2 separate regions of the Homo sapiens genome follow, and region 1 is linked to region 2. A link is an interaction called in ENCODE POLR2A ChIA-PET data of the cell type or tissue named here. Cell type or tissue: OCI-LY7. All regions are shown on one strand. Region 1 has its middle 100 kb from the start of RPE65. Region 2 overlaps WLS (Wnt ligand secretion mediator).

What was found. ChIA-PET counts read pairs that join two places held together with the same protein. Peaks named below come from ENCODE experiments on the same cell type or tissue, not always from the same donor. Only the 100,000 strongest peaks of a DNase experiment are listed, where the experiment ranks them.
Region 1: POLR2A ChIA-PET joins it to region 2 with 12 read pairs; 2 of 35 experiments call an interaction of 5 or more read pairs at or near these places.

The regions. Positions count from the first base shown.
Region 1 is chr1:68,345,584-68,350,583 of GRCh38, reverse strand. No RefSeq gene overlaps it. Among named protein-coding and RNA genes, the nearest start is that of RPE65, 100 kb to the left of the region's middle. In OCI-LY7, CTCF peaks have their summits at 3,967 and 4,181 (motif pointing right); DNase peaks (open chromatin) are centred at 2,973 and 4,173.
Region 2 is chr1:68,150,194-68,155,193 of GRCh38, reverse strand. WLS (Wnt ligand secretion mediator) reads left to right here. Exons shown (of 12, transcript NM_024911.7): 4 at 1-95; 5 at 1,541-1,677; 6 at 4,838-5,000. All of the region lies in intron 9 of GNG12-AS1 (GNG12, DIRAS3 and WLS antisense RNA 1), which reads right to left. Among named protein-coding and RNA genes, the nearest start is that of MIR1262, 31 kb to the left of the region's middle. In OCI-LY7, no CTCF peak of the experiment used is centred here; no DNase peak of the experiment used is centred here.

The sequences.
Region 1 (5,000 bases), 200 kb before region 2:
CTGCTTCCCTAACACCAAATCTACTTTCCTCCCTCCAGATACAGTGAAAGGAGAGAGGAAAACATTCCACATCCTTTTCTTCCATAAGTAGCTCCCAAGTGAATGTGTGTGTCAGTTCAGATCCTCCTGGAAGCAGATACCAAGGCAGAATTAGATCTGCAAATGATGAATTGGGGTAAATGACTATGAATAATAAAGGAAAAGGAACAGGAGTAGGAGGGAAGGGGCTTCAGACCATGATGCTCATCTGCGACCTATGAAAAGAAAGAGGAAGGGAAGAAAAGTGGTAAGGCAAAGCTCCAGACTGTGATGCAGATCTGAGAGTCTTGACCAGGTCAACAAGGCACCCCAGAGCAAAGTTATCCCATTAGAGGAATCCCATTTTGGACAAGAATGGCTAAGCTCTAGTACCCCTGCCATGCTCAGTTACTGTCTGAGAGCAGCCCAGAGACCATATAGCCTCATCACGCTCACTTCAATGGACCCCAAACCTGCAGCATCTAGAGGCTGTCAACTGACTCTTCTCTTTGCAGAGTGTTCCCACTTCAAGGAAAATAACAGCAGCATACACCAATAGCTGCCACAGGATCTGTTCAGTTTATCCTGGGATGGCTGTATAGGCTTCAAACTTTGACATTAGAGTGAAATTATAAGGATTTTTCTCCAAGCCAGGGTTAATAATAAGATCAGTCACAACCTATTCCCATTCAGCAAGTTATAGAAAATAATAGAATGCCTGGTTCATCTGTTCTACGTCAATCGATTTTCACATTCACGTCCTCCTGCCTCTTTCGCATTCCTACCATTCAACCACGTTTGTCCCATCAACACCCACTCTGGGAATCAAGACCTCTTTCAGACAGACAGCAATGCAGATAAATTATCATTTGGACATTGCTTTTCGTAGTTGAAAAAATGCTTTGTGAATTCTTTTGACTGGTTTCTGTCTTAACTATCTCATTCATGTTAAAAGAATAAAAATGTAGTCAAGAAACAGATATCACCCCTAGTTTGTGATAGATCCCAAACCAAGCACACAGTGATATGAATTCTGGAATACTGTTATTTGACTTAATCATGGAGGCCAGACGAGGTTTAATCAAAAAAATGGCCCAAAGTTGAGATCTGAAAAGGGGAAGAAAGATCATTCCGGGCAGAAGAATCAACTTATGCAGTGGCCCTCAGTGACTTTAGAGTGTAGACTTTAGTGTCACTGAGATGAAGGAGATGGGTGAGAGTCAAACTTTCTTAGGAGTTTTCATTATTCTAAGAGTAACTTTGGGGTTTTAATAGGAGGACTGGAATAAAGGGACATTATATGGTCAGATTTGTACTTTGAAAAAAATCCCTCTGGATGAAGAATGGAAAACAGATGGGAGAATGGATGAGGAGCTCAGAGAAGGTTAGGTGTAATATTATTTTAGTAGTAGTAGCAGTTCAAGTGAGAGATGTGGCTATCTTGAACTAGAGTGTGGATATGGAATAAAAATTAGATCATTTCAAAATATGATTAAATGACAAAATATCCAAAATTCAGTGGTGAATTAGATATGGAAACTGAAAAATTAAGGTGTCAAGATAACTCCTAAATTTCTAGTTGGCACAACTGGATGGATGATAATTGCAATCACTAAAATAATAAATACCAAGAGAGAATCAAGTTGGAACAAGGCTATAAGTTCAGAATTGAACAGTTTACCAGTTAGGAATCTTTTAGTTGAAAGTGATTAAAAAGCCCAACTCAATCTAGCTTAAACAAAGAAGGGAAGTTATTGGCTAATGTAATTGTAAAATATACAAAAAGGGCTGACTTCAGCAGTGGCCTCATTCTGGAATAAAATGATGCCTCCAGGAGCCATTCCTTAGTTCTGTGTCCAGAGTTGGTTCCTGTTGGTGGGTTCATGGTCTCACTGACTTCAAGAATGAAGTTGCGGACCTTCACGGTGAGTGTTACAGCTCTTAAAGATGACACAGACCCAAAGAGTGAGCAGCAGCAAGATTTATTGTGAAGAGCGAAAGAACAAAGCTTCTACAGCATGGAAGGGGACCCGAACAGGTTGTTGCTGCTGGCTGGGGTGACCAGCTTTTATTCCCTTATTGGCCCCGCCCATGTTCCATTTCTGTCCTATCAGAGTGCCCTTTTTTCAATACTCCCTGCATTTGGCTACTTTTAGGATCTTGCTGATCGGTGCATTTTACAGAGTGTTGATTGGTGCATTTTACAGAGTGCTGATTGTTGCATTTTACAATCCTCTTGCTAGCTACAGAGCACGGATTGGTGCATTTTACAATCCTCTTGCTAGCTACAGAACACTGTTTGGTATGTTTTTACAGAGCGCTGATTGATGCATTTTACAATCCCCTTGCGAGCTACAGAGTGCTGATTGGTGCATTTTACAATTCTAGCTACAGAGTGCTGATTGGTGCGTTTTACAATCCTCTTGTAAGACAGGAATGTTCTCCAAGTTACCAACCCAAATGTCCATCAATGATACACTGGATTAACAAAATGTAGCACATATACACCATGGAATACTATGCAGCCATAAAAAAGGATGAGTTCATGTCCTTTGTAGGGACATGGATGTAGCTGGAAATCATCATTCTGAGCAAACTATCACAAGGACAAAACTAAACACCGCATGTTCTCACTCATAGGTGGGAATTGAACAATGAGAACACTTGGACACAGGGTGGGGAACATCACACACCGGGGCCTGTTGTGGGGTGGGGGGAGGGGGAAGGGATAGCATTAGGAGATATACCTAATGTAAATGACGAGTTAATAGGTGCAGCACACCAACATGGCACATGTATACATATGTAACAAATCTGCACATTGTGCACATGTACTCTAGAACTTAAAGTATAATAATAATAATTTTTTTAAAAGTTCTCCAAGTCCCCACTTGGCCCAGGAAGTCCAGCTGGCTTCACTTCTCAGTTCTACTTCCTCTATGTTGGTTGCATTCTCAGACTTTGCAAGGTGGCTTCCGGTGGCAGCAGGCTCACATCATCACAAGAACTAGTTCAGTGAAAGAGGAAAGTCTCTTCTCAAAATGTCAAACAAAAAAATGCAAAACCAAATATCCTCAGCATTTATAGTCTCAATTTGGGTATATGCTCAATCCTGAACTATTCACTGTGGTGATGAAATATGCTAATTATACCCCGGACCCTGAACTTAAGGCATTTTCAAAAAGAAGTTTATGGATGAGGGCTGGGCGCAGTGGCTCACACCTGTAATCCCAGCACTTTGGGAGGTTAAGGCAGGCGGATCACGAGGTCAGGAGTTCGAGACCAGCCTGGCCAACATGGTGAAATCCCGTCTCTACTAAAAATATATATATACAAAAATTAGCCGGGCGCAGTGGCAGGCACCTGTAATCCCAGTTACTCGGGAGGCTGAGGCAGGAGAAGTGCTTGAGCCCGAGAGCAGGAGGTTGCAGTGAGCCGAGACCACACCATTGCACTCCAGCCTGGGTGACAGAGCGAGACCCTGTCTAAAAAAAAAAAAAAAAAAAAAAAAAAAAAAAAAAAAAGAAAAAGAAAAAAAAAAGTTTATGGATGAAAGTGGAGGAGGATTACATATCCCAACAAAGAATCAGCTACCATTGCCACAAAAAGGATAAATGGATATTGGGCAGCAAAAACAACATAAAATTATCTCTTACAGCTGAACACAATTTCTGAGATTAACAACAGGCTCAATGTGGTGGACATTTAAGAAGATGAAATCCTCATTGATAAAGATGGGGTACTTGAAATGAGCTCCGAGCACTGGCAGAGGTCAAGACTATGGGCTACCAGTAACAACCTGCTTGACACAAAAACACAGACTGCATGGGGCAAAAGCAACATCAGACACATTCAAGAAAATCTGTTTTCTCATGAAGGTTCTCTGGAAAGTCCAACAGATGAATTGCTATAAAACAATCAGAATTGATTTTTTTTTTTTACTTATATTTCATTCACATTACATGATGTGGATTGAGTTAGTCTTAGTTTTTTCATTGTGTTACGGACTCCTCCAGGTATTAATAGAGATATGTAATGACTCTGGCATCTATATGCAGCCTTCTTTATCTCCTGGTGTTTTAGCCAGACCTATTTCTGCCTGAGAAGACTTAATGGTACACAAGAAACCTTTTGGGGGCTCTCGGTATGAATGAAAGTGAAAAATAAATTCCACTAGGGGGTGCTAAGCCTCAAAATAAAAACACAAAACAAGTATCTTTGATTTTCCCATACCTTTCAACAATCATTGAACAACTGTCTTAATCTGGATTCTCCAGAAAGCAGTGCCTGAGACAAAGTTTACGTGCTACTACTTTATTATAGGATGCAATCCCAGGAAGCAAGAGTGAGGGAAAAGGAGAGTGAGGCAGGGGAAATGTAAGAGCTGATACAAGAATACATATTACTGAGCTGGTCATCTCTTGGTATTAAAAACTACTGATTCCTTGATCTTACAGTGCCTTTCACCAACAGGCCATGTAAAAAACTGCTTCATAGAACAGTCCATCCAGACTGGCTCAGTCTTCACCCAGGAAGATATAAATTCCTCTCATATGATTAAGTTGCACATATATTGACACTAAGCATGTCCTTGAGGTCTCACACCTCAGTCTCTACAGAACAGAAGGTGAAACATATGCAGAGAGGACATAAGGCAAAGAGATGTCAGGTTGTTCTCCGGTGGAACTGATCCCACTTCATGCACAGCAGGTTGCTCCACAGCTGGGGCTGGAACAAGAGGCCAAAGACCTCAAAGATAGGTGAGAAGCACCCAAAAGGTGTTTAATACAATAAGAAATGCTCCAAATATATAATGCACAATTAAGAGGGAAGCAAAAGCCTTGCCAAAGATATCATGCCATGAAAACAGCAGTTGGAGGATGTTTGTGCTTTGACTCTAAACATTAATTATCACTTCTCATTTAACAAGACAACTAGTTGTAGGTTTCTTTTGTATTTCCTAGTTGAAAATAGATTGCTTC
Region 2 (5,000 bases):
CCCATAAGTTTTACCTTTTAAACATCCGGCTGCCTGTGAATGAGAAGAAGAAAATCAATGTGGGAATTGGGGAGATAAAGGATATCCGGTTGGTGGTAAGTGAATGTAATTGATCTTGACATGTGTATTGGAGGGGAACTCCATCTCACTCTTGGCACCTCTATGCCTCACCTGTCTCATCTGAGAAATGGGAATAATAACATACTCATGATGGCTGAGATCATAAAGTGAACTAATTTGTGTGAGAGATTACAGAAATGGGAAACAATGCAATTATTGTGCCCACTTAAGATTTTAAATGGGCTTAAGATCACTTAAGATCATTACAATGATGATAAGATCATGAAATAGTCATGATTGCATAATGAATAACACTGAGATAAAAGTAAATTTTCTTTTTTATGTGTTTCACCTTGCAAGCACAAATGTTAAAAGGAATAGGGGTGGTTTAGGTTCTTTCCATCATATTTGTTTAATTGGGGAAAAGTTAGAACTTGCTGCAAGGAGGCCATTTCTTTTCAATCTCAACAAAGTCCCACAAGAATTGTGTAGAGACACAGAAAAGCATAATAATTACCTGTAATGTCCTACTATTTAGAGAAATAATCACTGTTCAGGTTTTGATATATCTCCTTCCAGGCTTTTTTTTATACGTAGTAATTCCCTTACAAAAAGTAGGATCATATTGAACTGACTGTTTTCCTTGCTTTCTTTATTTAATGGTATATGTAATATAAATTGGTGAATGTAATATAAATATACTTTCCAATATTGATTAGCATTTTATAGAATAGATTTACCTTAACACTTACCAATCTCAACATATTGACCATCTAGGATATCTGCAACTTTCTAATGAAAAGCTTACAAAAAAAATTGATCATGTACTTAATCGTAATCTTAGCATAGGGAAAAAGCTCTTGTAGCCTTAGTAGACCAGATTAGTAAGATGTGAGGGTAGAATGAGGATTAAACGGCCAAGAGAGGTGTTAAGAGATAGAGGATATCTCTGCTTTTTACCTGAAATTTCTGGTTCTACCTCAAATGTGGCTTTTTTGGGGGGTACACTGTGGGGGTGGTAGCTGGGTAGATATCATACACCCTGTATGCCCTATTAATCCATACCTGCCCTATTAATCCGTACCTCTAAAGTGTATCTTTAGGTATTAGCATTTTAATATCAGTGGGATGAGTCCAAGGTAAGATAATTCGAAGTCTCTTGGAAATAGTGACCCTGCCCCAAAGCCCCATGTTCTTCTTTCAGACCCCAGAACATGAAAGCCGTTATTGTGAATGGGATGCCCTCTTTATTTCTCTGGTCTCAGGTCCATAGCACAGGGCTCTTTTAATATGTATTTCTATTATCTCTGAGGAGAGTCCAAGGGTGTATGAGGGCAGTACCTGCTATGAATGTGAAAGCTCTTGATCGTGAACATTCGCAGACGAGGTCTCCACTTACCTCTCCCACAAAAGCATTTGCTAGTAGAAGGAAATGCTAAGATAATATTCACCTTCAAAATTATCACTGGTCTCTGCCTAGGGGATCCACCAAAATGGAGGCTTCACCAAGGTGTGGTTTGCCATGAAGACCTTCCTTACGCCCAGCATCTTCATCATTATGGTGTGGTATTGGAGGAGGATCACCATGATGTCCCGACCCCCAGTGCTTCTGGAAAAGTAAGAGCTGGTTTTGGAGCGCTCTTCAGGAATACTGGCTTCTCATGATCTGCCAAGCTCTTGCTTTTGCTGGTGTCCAGTTCAAGCAGCCAGTGTGTGACTTAGGCCAGTGATTTGACCAGGAGTCATCCTGGACTCCTTTTTCTCCTGCAGTTTTCCTATGCAAGTTGTTATTAAGTAAATCCTCGGGGTTCTACCTCTCTCACCTTTCTGGCTCTTTTTAATTAATTAATTTATTTTTTGGAGACAAGGTCTCACTCTGTTGTCCAGGCTGGAGTGCAGTGCTGGGATCTCAGCTTGCTGCAGCCTTGACTTTCCAGGCTCCAGTGGTCATCCCACCTCAGCCTCCCGGTAGCTAGAACCACAGGTGTATGCTTCCCAGCTAGTTTTTTGTATTTTTTGTAGAGACAGGGTTTCCCTATGTTGCCCAGGCTGATCTCGAAATCCTGAGCTCAAGTGATTTGCCCGCTTCAGCTTCCCAAAGTGCTGGGATTACAGGTGTGAGCCACCACACCCAGCTGACCTTTCTGGTTCTTTAACCTGTCTTTGCTCTTCGGGATATTCCGTGGTCAGAATCAGATACTTGTCTGTGTTGTAGTGAAGAAACTCCCCTAAGCCCAGCTCCTCTCACTTACAGAAAGACAGTGCTCCTGTAGATGTACCTACTTTCTCTCCACATCATTGACTTCTCCCTTTCTGCTGGATTCTATTAATATACAAACATGTCCTGCCATCTCCCATTCTTAGACAAAATTCTCCCATTTCCCACTTCCCCCTGAAGCCACATACCCTTTTTCTGCTCCTCTTTACAGCAATGCTTCTCAAAAACCTTGTGCATATGTCTTCTCCTCTGTTCTCTCTTGAGTCCTTTCCAGTCTGGATTCATCTCCACCACTCTACTAAAACTGCTTTTCACGGGATCACCAACAACCTTCATAGTCCAAATCCAAAGGTCATTTTTTGTTCCTCACTTTTTTTTTATTCATCCCAGCATCTGACATAATTGATCAGTTTTTCTTCCCAGAGTCTCCTCTACCCTTCTGTTGGTCATTCTTCTTTGCTGACCAGCATTTAGATTCCATTCCTGTCTCCTTCCATCTTTCCAGACTCTTAGACTTTGGGACTGGGGCACCTGCTTTGGACCTCTTCTCTTTATTAGCTGTGCTTTCCCTAGGGGGGTTGATTTCACCTACCTTTGTGGTCTGAAAAATCATCTATTCTCTGATGACTCTTAATCTGTATCTTTAGCCTCAGCCTCTCCCAACTCTGGACCCAAATATTCCAGCTCTTTACTTAATGTCTTCATTTGCATTGAAAATGTCACATGTACCAAGAACAACACTTGATTGTGTCCCATTTCCAACCTATTCCCTCCCAGGATCCCCATTTCAGTAAAAGGCAACTCCATCCTTTCAGTTGTTCAGACTGGAAATGTAGCAGTGAGTCATCCTGTATGTCTCTGTTTTTCACACTTCTCATCAACCTCACCAGGAAATCTCACCAATTCCACTGCTGCCACCCTAATCTAACTAACCAACCATCGCTTCTCACCTGGATCAGTGGGAACAGCCTCGCAACCCCTTTCCTTGCTTCCATCACGTGCCTCCCTGCAGCCTATTCACAGGATAGCCAGGAGTGCCCCCTTTCAAGTGTTAATCAGATCCTGTCACCCCTCTGCTCAAAGCTCTCCACTGGCTTTTCATCTCCTTTGCCCTGACCTATAAGCCCCTTGATGATTGGGTGCCTTCCACCTCTGATCTTGTCACTTGTCCTCTCCACCACCCACCAGCCCCCTTTATTGTGCTCAAACCCACACCCCAGGGCCTTCACACCTGCTGATCTCTTCGTCTGTCCACCTTACGTAAAATCACATCCCCATTGCTCTCCACTCTCTTGCCTAGCTTTTTTTTTCATGATGCTCATTCTTCATTTATTATCTTTTTCTTGTACTCCCTCTCTCATTCCATCTCTATGCAAGCATCACAAGAGCACAATCCTTGCTTTTCTTGTTCACAGTTATATTCCCAGCATCTTAGAATAGTGACTGACACATAGTAGGAGTTTAATAAATATTTTTTGAATGAATCATGTCACTCCATTGTTTAAACTTTTTATTGGATTCCAATAAAAAGTCTCTTCAAGATAAATTTCAGTTCTCCAGTGGGGTATGCAAGTTTCTTCATGAGCACAGCCCTCTTTGTTTCTCTGGTCTCATGTCCTGTCATTTCCTGATGTGCCACATGCAGATCCCCAAATGCAGCAGGTTCTTCCAGGCCTCTATGCCTCCATCCAGGCTCTGCCCTCTCCTCCAAACACCCTTTCCACTTCCCTCACTTTGACTCACAAGTCAGCTCCATTCCTGTCTGTGTCAAAGTCAGAAGTCCTGGTAGCAGCCCTCTATGCTTTAAAACTCTATGATGTTCCTGATCCTAATCTATTCAGTTGTCTCTTTATCTGGCTCCTCTACTAACTGTATCTCCCGTGAGTGAAAAAACAGGTCCTGTTCATTTAGGATTCCATAGTGCTAACACAATACCTGGTACATGATCTGTGCTTAATTAACATATGTGTTTCAAGGGGATGGAAAAAAGTATGAATAAATCAGTGACTTAAGAATTATATTTTAGTAGAGAATTGGCAGTTCTTAGTGTGACAGGGGAAGAGTAAAATAAAAGCTAAACAAGCAGTCAAGAGAATTTACATTTCAAATGTGTTTGGAGTCATGTATTATTGAAACAAATATGCTTATATAATTCATAGTTGCTGAGGATATCACAATAATAATGAGTGTTCTTAATGATCAGATGAATGATAACCTGAATAGGTGAAAGAGGACAATTGTACTCACTGAGGCCTGGGTGAGAAGGCAAGGGGACACAAACATTATAGGAAGACTGCCATCTGCAGTGGTACCAAAGTAAAGTGTGAGGCATTAAGGAGGTCAGGTTCACTTCCATAGAAAGGTTGGTATAGCACTCCCTCATTCTGCAGCAGTGCCAACTACATAGGACGTTTTGCATCTCTGTGCAGAAGAAATTGATCATATGGCTTCAGACCCAATAAGTAACATCTCATGTCTCAAAACTGAATTCGGGGAATTGTTTGAAAATCTGCCTTCCAGATGAATAAAGTGGCTGTCCTGATATTTTCTCACCATCAGAGTCATCTTTGCCCTTGGGATTTCCATGACCTTTATCAATATCCCAGTGGAATGGTTTTCCATCGGGTTTGACTGGACCTGGATGCTGCTGTTTGGTGACATCCGACAGGGCATCTTCTATGCGATGCTTCTGTCCTTCTGGATCATCTTCTGTGGCGAGCAC